Regions from separate parts of the Homo sapiens genome. Here region 1 is linked to region 2. The links are chromatin loops, found by intact Hi-C in ENCODE. Cell type or tissue: HepG2. All regions are shown on one strand. Each heading gives the region's core, and the rest is flanking DNA. Links, peaks and the distances in the headings are about the cores only.

Region 1 (4,394 bases), core at 65-4,064, 83 kb after region 2:
TGTTCATTAAAGATATTTGCTTATGCAATGCAATTTGTTTATGCAACGGTGAATGAGATGAATATGGCCCCTTCTGTCACGGAATGCTTATTCTGGAAAAGAATATGTTCTAAATCATGTCTTTCGTGTTTCCATCCCATCCTAGCCATATTCTAGGCAGAGTCAATGTACCATAGACCACCATTGGCCCACAGGCTAACATTTTTGCAAAAGCCAACAATTTTGACATTAAACTTTTAGACATTTTAGGCTGAACTACTTAAGGTTTTTCATGTCTAAATTCCCAGCACTGGGTGAGCTCAAGGCCCTGTGCATAGCAGACAAAATTATTACTCCTTGAATGAATGAATGATCAAATAAATGACCATGTAAATTAAATAACTCCGACTCCAAAACTATCATGTATGTTGTGCGTCTGCTTAATATTATGAGAAAGCTTAAACATTCCTGCTGTACCCTGAAATAATTCATGTGGTAATAGATGTTTCCTAAACACTAATTATATGCCAGGGGCTTCACACAAATCATTTCTGATTTTTGCAGCGAAGCCACAAGCAGCGATTACCCTCCCCATTGACTAGGGAAGAAATCAAGGCATAGAGAGGTTGAGAACCTGGAGGAAATTATCCAGCCCAGATGGAAACTGCCAAGAAGCAAGATCTACATCTGGGTCTGTCTGACTGTGCTTGTCGACTCTGCTGTCTTTAAGAAATTAACTTGCAGATCATTTGGAGAGTGAAGAAAGGGAGATGACTCCTTTCTTATTCTCTGTGTTTAACTCTTGTTCTGTTTCCTAGGGGTTTATGCCTTCTGTTTTGGTTTTTCCCTTTATTCCTCTACATTTATCATCCTCCTTTGTTTTTCTTCTTCTTCAGCATTTGCTCTCTTCTCTTCTCGCCTACCCAGTTGGCTTTTCTCTCTTTCCCTCCATTTCTCTCTTTAGTTACCCACACCAGACTAGGGCCAAGTCATTTGTTTACTTGAGCGTCTGAGCGAGAAAAGAAGTTTAAAATCTCTCCACACATTAAAACAAAGAAAAGAACATTTTATATTCCCTTTCATGGTCAAAAGATGATCCTTTCTTCCCCTTCACAGAATCCATTTAGGTGTTTATAGAGCAGTTATCTTAACAATGACTGTCCTTTGCTTTTCTCTGTGTTCCAATTAACATTCTTAATTGCCTCGTTCTAAACGTCTCACTTTTTGTGTGTTGCCTAGAGTTCTCTGACAAGTTTATTTTTAATTATAATTTATATTGCAAAGCCGGATAGATATTTATAACAGTCAACTTTCCATTGTGCCGCGCTTTTAGCTCTTTAAGCTTTGTTATAATAAAGTTTGCAGCGAATTTGAAGAAGCGCCTTCTCAGTAATAGTTTTTAAACATAGAGTTTACAATAGGCACTTTTTAGGGGACTAAGGGGTTGGATTTGTGCCTGGTAGATAACAAAAAAAAATTTTCTTTTAAGGCAAGAGAAAACTTTTAAGAAGGGTTTTGGACGCCAGTACAGAAATATTTAAGTAAAGAGTGAATCAGACTTATGTAAAAAGGAAATGAAAAGGAAAGCATTTCTAGCAGAAAAAAAAATGTTCAATCAATTGAACCTTTGACTTGTTTTTGAAAATCTATACATTTCTGCTGTCCAGTTACGCAATATGTGAGTGTCCCGATAAGCATGTTTATGAGATGACCCATTTAGCTTGATCACTCATGTTACTGAGGCCCTGGTCTTGCACAAGAGCCTACAAAAGGAGTAAGATAGTATTTGAAAAAAGCTCTCAAAGGGCTGTGAATCTGTGAAATTCATTTCAACATTCACTTCAGAAAGACTCAAGATGGTAGGCCTTAAGGCAAGAAATCCAAAATTTGGACAGAGCCGTCTATGAGCAAAGACGTTCCCTGAAATGTTACTAAAGTAAAGACAAAGATCTCAAATACTCAACAGGGGTTGGTTAAGTGAATTAAAGGTTCATCCACAGAGTGAAAAAATAACAAAACACATTTACAAAGATTTCTTTCAATGCGGCAGGAGAATCTTATGATAGCCCATTCAGTGAAATAAACAGAATTCCAAAATGTTATCTTTCTCTAATCTGCAGGCGGAGAAGTAGATAAATTACTCAAATCATCACATGAGTGAATATAAGACGGTAATTGTGCAATCTTTGAGGGAAAGGGTCGAAATGCTGAAGTTTGATTTAGTTGGGAAGGTTAAGAAGCCTCCCCTGGAGAAGATAAGAGGATTTGATTGTGACTTAATACTTTTTAGAAAGGACTTTACTATTTTTTTTTTTAATGGTATTAGTTAGGTGCTAATATAGCCTTGAAATCATATTACCTGTAAGCCTCGTTTCTCATCTCTGGCACCGTTGACCTTTTGGGTCAGCTATTCCTTTGTTGTGGAGGTTATCCTGGGCATTGTAGGATCTTAAGCATGACCCCGGGCCTCTACCTACTAGACAGTAGTGACAACCGAAAATGTCTCTAGACATTGCCAAATGTCCCCTGGTGGGGGAAAAGGCACATTGTTCCCATTAAGAACTGCTGCTGTGGACTTAGAGAACCAACATTCTCGACTGTATGTGTGTGCCTGAGATTGACCGAAAGACTGCATGCTTGGACTAGCATGAGTTTCAAGCGACTGAGGAGTAAAAAAAGCTAGTCACACAAACTATTTTATTTATTTATTTTTTTTGAGACGGAGTCTCGCTCTGTCACCCAGGCTGGAGTGCAGTGGCACGATCTCGGCTCACTGCAAGCTCCGCCTCCCAGGTTCAAACGATTCTCCTGCCTCAGCCTCCCGAGTAGCTGGGACTACAGGGGCCCGCCACCAAGCCCGGCTAATTTTTGTATTTTTAGTAGAGACAGGGTTTCACCGTGTTAGCCAGGATGGTCTCGATCTCCTGACCTCGTGATCCACCCACCTCGGCCTCCCAAAGTGCTGGGATTACAGGAGTGAGCCACCATGCCCGGCCAAATCTTTTATTCTTAATCCATTTAGTCTTTAACCAGCAAACTTACAGAAGAAAGTATCATTTCTGACAATTCACTCTTGCTTTAATAAGCTTGTTGGAAATTTTTTTTTTTTTTTTTTTTTTTTTTGGAGACGGAGTTTCGCTCTTGTCGTCCAGGCTGGAGTGCAATGGCATGATCTTGGCTTACTGCAACCGCCGCCTCCCGGGTTCAAGTGATTCTCCTGCCTCAGCCTCCCAAGTAGCTGGGATTACAGGCGCCCGCTACCATGCCTGCTAATTTTTTTTTTGTTAAGTAGAGACAGGGTTTCACCATGTTGGCCAGGCTGGTCTCGAACTCCTGACCTCAGATGCCCCACCCACCTCGGCCTCCCAAATATTGGGATTACAGGTGTGAGCCACCACGCCCAGACAGAATTTTTTTGTTTCTTTGAGACAGAGTCTTACTCTGTCCCAGGCTGGAGTGCTGTTGCGCGATCTCGGCTCATTGCAACCTCTGCCTCCTGGGTTCAAGCAATTCTCCTGCCTCAGCCTTCTGAGTAGCTGGGATTACAGGCGCAAACCACCACGTCTGGCTAATTTTTGTATTTTTAGTAGAGACAGGGTTTTACCATGTTGGCCAGGCTGTCTCGAACTTCTGACCTCGTGATCTGCTGGCCTCGACCTCCCAAAGTGTTGGGATTACAGGCGTGAGCCATTGTGCCAGGCCCTTTTTTGTTTGTTTGTTTTTTAAGACTGACTCTCACTCTGTTGCCCAGGCTGGAGTGCAGTGGCATGAACAAGGCTCGCTGCAGCCTCAAACTCCTGGGCTCAATCAATCCTTCCACCTCAGTCTCCTGAGTAGCTGGAACTACAGGTACACACCACCATGCCTGATTAATTTATTTGTTTGTTTTGTTTTGTTTTTCTGAAACAGGGTCTCGCTCCGTCACCCAGGCTGGAATGCAGTGGCACGATAACAGCTCACCGCAGCCTCGACTTCTCCAGGCTCAGGTGATCTCCCACCTCAGCCTCCAGAGTAGCTGGGACTATAGGTGCGTGCCACCATGCCTGGCTAATTTTTTTGTGGTTTATTTTCTGTAGAGATGGGGACTCCCTATGTTGTCCAGGCTGCTCTCAAACTCCTGGGCTGGGCTCAAGCAGTCCTCTGGTCTCAGCCTCCTAAAGTGCTAGAATACAGGTATGAGCCACGGTGTCTGGCCTGGAATATTTTTACCTTTTTTTTTTTTTTTTGAATACACAGTTGTAGGCTTCAATACATCAGCTGCAACTAAGAAGACTAATTGGAGCTAGAAATTGTTCAATACCAATTTGGAATTGATGAAATGGCAACAAGCAGAGAGATATTAAAATGGGGGAAATATCATCAGTTAAGTGGTGATTATTGCAATTAGCCAACTTTGCGAACATAAATCGTCCCAG
Region 2 (4,394 bases), core at 194-4,193:
CGGGTGTGGTGGTGGGTGCCTGTAATTCCACCTACTCGGGAGGCTGAGGCATAAGAGTCGCTTGAACCTTGGAGGCAGAGGTTGCAGTGAGCTTAGATAGTGCTACTGTACTCCAGCCTGGGAGACAGAGCAAGACTCTGTCTCAAAAAAAAAAAAAAAAAAAAAAAACAAACCCCACAAGGAAAGAAAACTGGCACAGGCTGGAAGACACTAAAGACAAAGAACAGTCACATGCAATGTGGGACCCTGGGAGGGATCATGGAACACAAAAGAGACATTGAGGAGAGCAGCAATGAAATTTAAATGAGGTCTGTAGTAGTAGTAGTAATGATAATAATGTACCAGTGTTGAAATTTTCTGTTCTTGGTCATTGTACTCTATAAGTATGCAGACTGTTAGCAATAGAAGAAGGAAGGTGAGGATACAAGAGGACTCTGTACCATTTTTGCAGCTCTTCTTAAGTCTAAAATTCATACTAAATGAATACTTTTTAAAAATTAAATGTTGGTGCCAGGTGCAGTGGTGCGATCACAGCTCACTGCAGCCTCTACCTCCGGAGCTCAAGCAATCCTCTCACCTCAACCTCCCGAGTAGCTGGGACTGTGGGAATGCACCACCACACCTAGCTAATTTTTAAGTGTTTTGTAGAGACAGAGTCTCACTATGTAACCCAGTCTGGTCTCAAACTTCTAGGCTCAAGTGATCCTCCCTCCTAAACCTTCTAAAGTGCTGGGATTATAGGTGTGAGCCACTGCACCCAGCAGGCCCTTTTATAAGGGGCCAAATCCCCTCTACAAGGGCTCTAATCTCATGACTTAATTACCTCCAAAGGCCCCACCTCTTAATACTGTCACTCTGGCCATTAAGTTTCAACACATGAATTTTGGAGGAAATATTTAGACCATACAAAGGGCTTAGTCTTATGGGCTAGAGCAGGGGCCCCCAACCCCCAGGCCGTGGACAGGTACTGGGCTATGACCTGTTAGGAACCAGGCCACAGGGCAGGAAGGGAGTGGCAGGTGGGCGAGCGTTGCCGCCGGGGCTCCACCTCCTGTCAGATCTCTCTAGGCATTAGATTCTCATAGGAGCGGGAACCCTATTCTGAACTGCGGATGGGAGGGATCTAGGTTGCACGCTTCTTATGAGAATTTAATGCCTGATGATCTGAGGTGGAACAGTTTCATTCCAAAACCATTTCCCCCAACCCATCCCATCCATGGAAAAATTGTCTTACACAAAACCAGTCCCTGGTGCCAAAAAAGTTGGGACCCACTGACTAGAGCTCTGAGTTTGAAGACACATATTGGGAGGAAGTACCATTGGATCTCTATATTCTACATTCTAGCAAGAGCGTGGAGGGGAGAGGAAGGGAGATACGGAGAGATGGCAGGCGACAGCAGAGCTTACATTTATAACGATGACTCATTTTTGTATAGTACTGTATATACGGCTTTCAAAGTCCTTTTCCAACACCCATCATCCCAGCACTCAGGAAGGACGGAGGAGGTAAGAGGAAGTATCTGAAGCTCAGGGAGTTGAAGAGAAGCCTGATGCAGAGACATAGAGAATGTGTCATTGCAAGGTCACAGACCCTAAACAAATGAATAAATAAATAAGTGCTTTCTGATGACCAAGTTGGCTGGAGGAGCAAGGTAGTATGGAACTGGTGAGGAGAGTGAGGGTGACTTGGAGAGGTACCTGTGCCAGAATAACTCTAAATTTTATCGTTATCCGAAGTATATGGTTCTTGAGGATTTTGGCAAACTACTTTTCCGTTTCTGCAATTTTGGTTCTGAAGGTAGACATGAGCTCATAAACACAGAGCTAAAGATTTTCTTTACAGTAAACAAATACTAGCTCAGCCAGGAGATCCAAGTTAACATCAACAATGATAAGTCGTGTTGATAGAATGTACCTTTGATCTAATGTGATGAGAATGGCTTTACCTCTGTGGTTTTCCTTCCACAAACATTTAACAACAAATAAATCCAAATTGAGGGACATTCTTTTTTTTTTTTTTTTTTGAGACAGAATCTCACTCTGTCGCTCAGGCTGGAGTGAATGGCAGGATTTCAGCTCAATGCAACCTCCGCCTCCCGGGTTCAAGCCATTCAATTGAGGGACATTCTACAGCATATTTGCCCAAAGCTCCTCAAAACTGTCGAGGTTTTCAAAACAAGGGTAGTCTAAGAAACTATGACAGCTAAGTGTAACCTAAAGAGACATTAGAACTAAATGTAATGTGGTGGTTTAGATAGGATCCTAACGCAGTAAAAGGACATTAGGTAAAAACCAAGGAAACCTGAATACAGTATGCAATTGAATTAACAATAATGTATGGCTGGCCGGGCGCAGTGGCTCACACCTGTAATCCCAGCACTTTGAGAGGCCAAGGTGGGTGGATCACCTGAAGTCAGGAGTTTGAGACTGACTCATGGCCAACATGGTAAAACCCCATCTCTACTAAAAATACAAAAATTGGCCGGGTGAGGTGGCTCATGCCTGTAATCCCAGCACTTTGGGGGGCCAAGCTGGGTGAATCACTTGAGGTCAGGAGTTCAAGACCAGCCTGGCCAACATGGTAAAACCCCATCTCTACTAAAAATACAAAAATTGGCTGGGCGCAGTGGCTCACACCTGTAATCCCAGTACTTTGCAAGGCCAAGGCGAGTGAATCACTTGAGGTCAGAAGTTTGAGACCAGCCTGGCCAACATGGTGAAACCTTGTCTCTACTAAAAATACACAAAATTAGCCGGGTGTGGTGGTGGGCGCCTGTAGTCCCAGCTAATGAGGAGGCTGAAGCAGGAGAATCAATTGAACCTTGGAGGTGGAGGTTGCAGTGAGCCAGAATTGCACCACTGCACTCCAGCCTGGGTGACAGAGCAAGACTCCGTCTCAAAAATAATAATAATAATAAAATAATAATGTTTGGCTAATAGTTTAACTGATTAAAACAAATGTGCCATGCTAATGTAAGATGTTAATAACAGGGAAAACTGTGTTTAGGGTATATGGTAACTCTTAGTACAATCTTTTCAATTTTTCTGTAAACCTAAAACTGTTCTAAAATTAAAATTTTATTTATGAAGAAGAGAATTGGCTGGGCGCAATGGCTCATGCCTGTAATCCCAGCACTTTGTGAGGCTGAGGCAGGTGGATCACGAGGTCAGGAGTTCAAGACCAGCCAGGCCAACATGGTGAAACCCCGTCTCTACTAAAAATACAAAAATTAGCTGGGCGTGGTGGCACATGCCTGTAGTCCCAGCTACTCAGGAGGCTGAGGCAGAAGAATCGCTTGAACCAGGAGGCTGAGGATGCAGTGAGCCGAGATCACGCCACTGCTCTCCAGCCTGGGAGACAGAGCGAGACTCCATCTCAAAAAAAAAAAAAAAAAAGACAATTGACTCTAAAGCAAGAAAAAAAAAACAAATATTTCAGAGTTTATAACATAAGTAGTAATAAAATCTATGACAAATACAGTGCAAAAGACATGGGGAGAGGGAAGTATATTGCTACAAGATTTTTATATTATATGTGAACTGTTATCATTTGATGGTACATTGTGATAAGCTGAAGATGCATACTTTATACCTTAGAGCAACCAAAAAAAAAAAAACAAGATATAGCTAATAAACCAGTCATGGAAATAAAATGGAATCCTAAAAAATAACTCATTCCAAAGGGAGCCAGGCAAAAAGAAGGAAAAAGAATAGACTACAAATAGGACAATAAAAAATAAAGAGCAAGATGGTAAATTTAAGTTCAACCATATAAAAAATTCCTATAAGGGTAAATGATCTAAATATTCCAATTGAAGTCAGAAGTTGTTGGTTTTGTAAGAGAGCAAGACCCAACCATATGCTGTCTCTAAGAAACTCTGCTTTATTTCTTATTTATTATTTTTTTGAGGTGGAGTCTCACACCACCTTAGGTGTGTGTTACTTAGGCTGGAGTGCAGTGGCACAGTCTCAGTTCACTGCAACCTCTGCCTCTTGGGTTCAAGTGATTGTCCTGCCTCAGCCTTCCAAGTAGCTGGGATTACAGGCGTGCGCCAGCATGCCCAGCTAATTTTTGTGTTTTTAGCAGAGAAGGGGTTTCACCGTGTTGGCCAGGCTGGTCTCGAACTCCTGACCTCACGTGATCTGCCTGCTTCAGCTTCCCAAAGTTGTGGAATTATAGGCATGAGCCATCGCACCCAGCCTGAAACCCCACTTTAAATATAAAGACCAGGTAGATTAGAAGTAAGGGATTGAAAAAGATACTCCATGCAAACACAAAGCCTAATAAAGTGGATTGGCTGCATTAATTTCAGATAAAATAGATTTCAATTTGAGAAATATTTCCAGGGAAAAAATGGGACATTTCAAAATGATAATGGAGTCAATTCACCAAG

The links. Peaks named below come from ENCODE experiments on the same cell type or tissue, not always from the same donor. Only the 100,000 strongest peaks of a DNase experiment are listed, where the experiment ranks them.
Region 1: a loop joins it to region 2, with 2.1 times the contacts of the local background. A loop is called at or near these places in 1 of 110 quality-filtered maps.

Annotation. Positions count from the first base shown.
Region 1 is chr20:51,808,457-51,812,850 of GRCh38, reverse strand. No RefSeq gene overlaps it. Among named protein-coding and RNA genes, the nearest start is that of SALL4, 8.1 kb to the right of the region's middle. RefSeq lists an enhancer at 1,131-2,003. In HepG2, for the core only: a CTCF peak has its summit at 2,538; DNase peaks (open chromatin) are centred at 1,680 and 2,510.
Region 2 is chr20:51,891,450-51,895,843 of GRCh38, reverse strand. No RefSeq gene overlaps it. Among named protein-coding and RNA genes, the nearest start is that of LINC01429, 31 kb to the right of the region's middle. RefSeq lists enhancers at 2,126-2,626, 2,627-3,127. In HepG2, for the core only: no CTCF peak of the experiment used is centred there; a DNase peak (open chromatin) is centred at 1,923; H3K27me3 peaks cover 307 bases.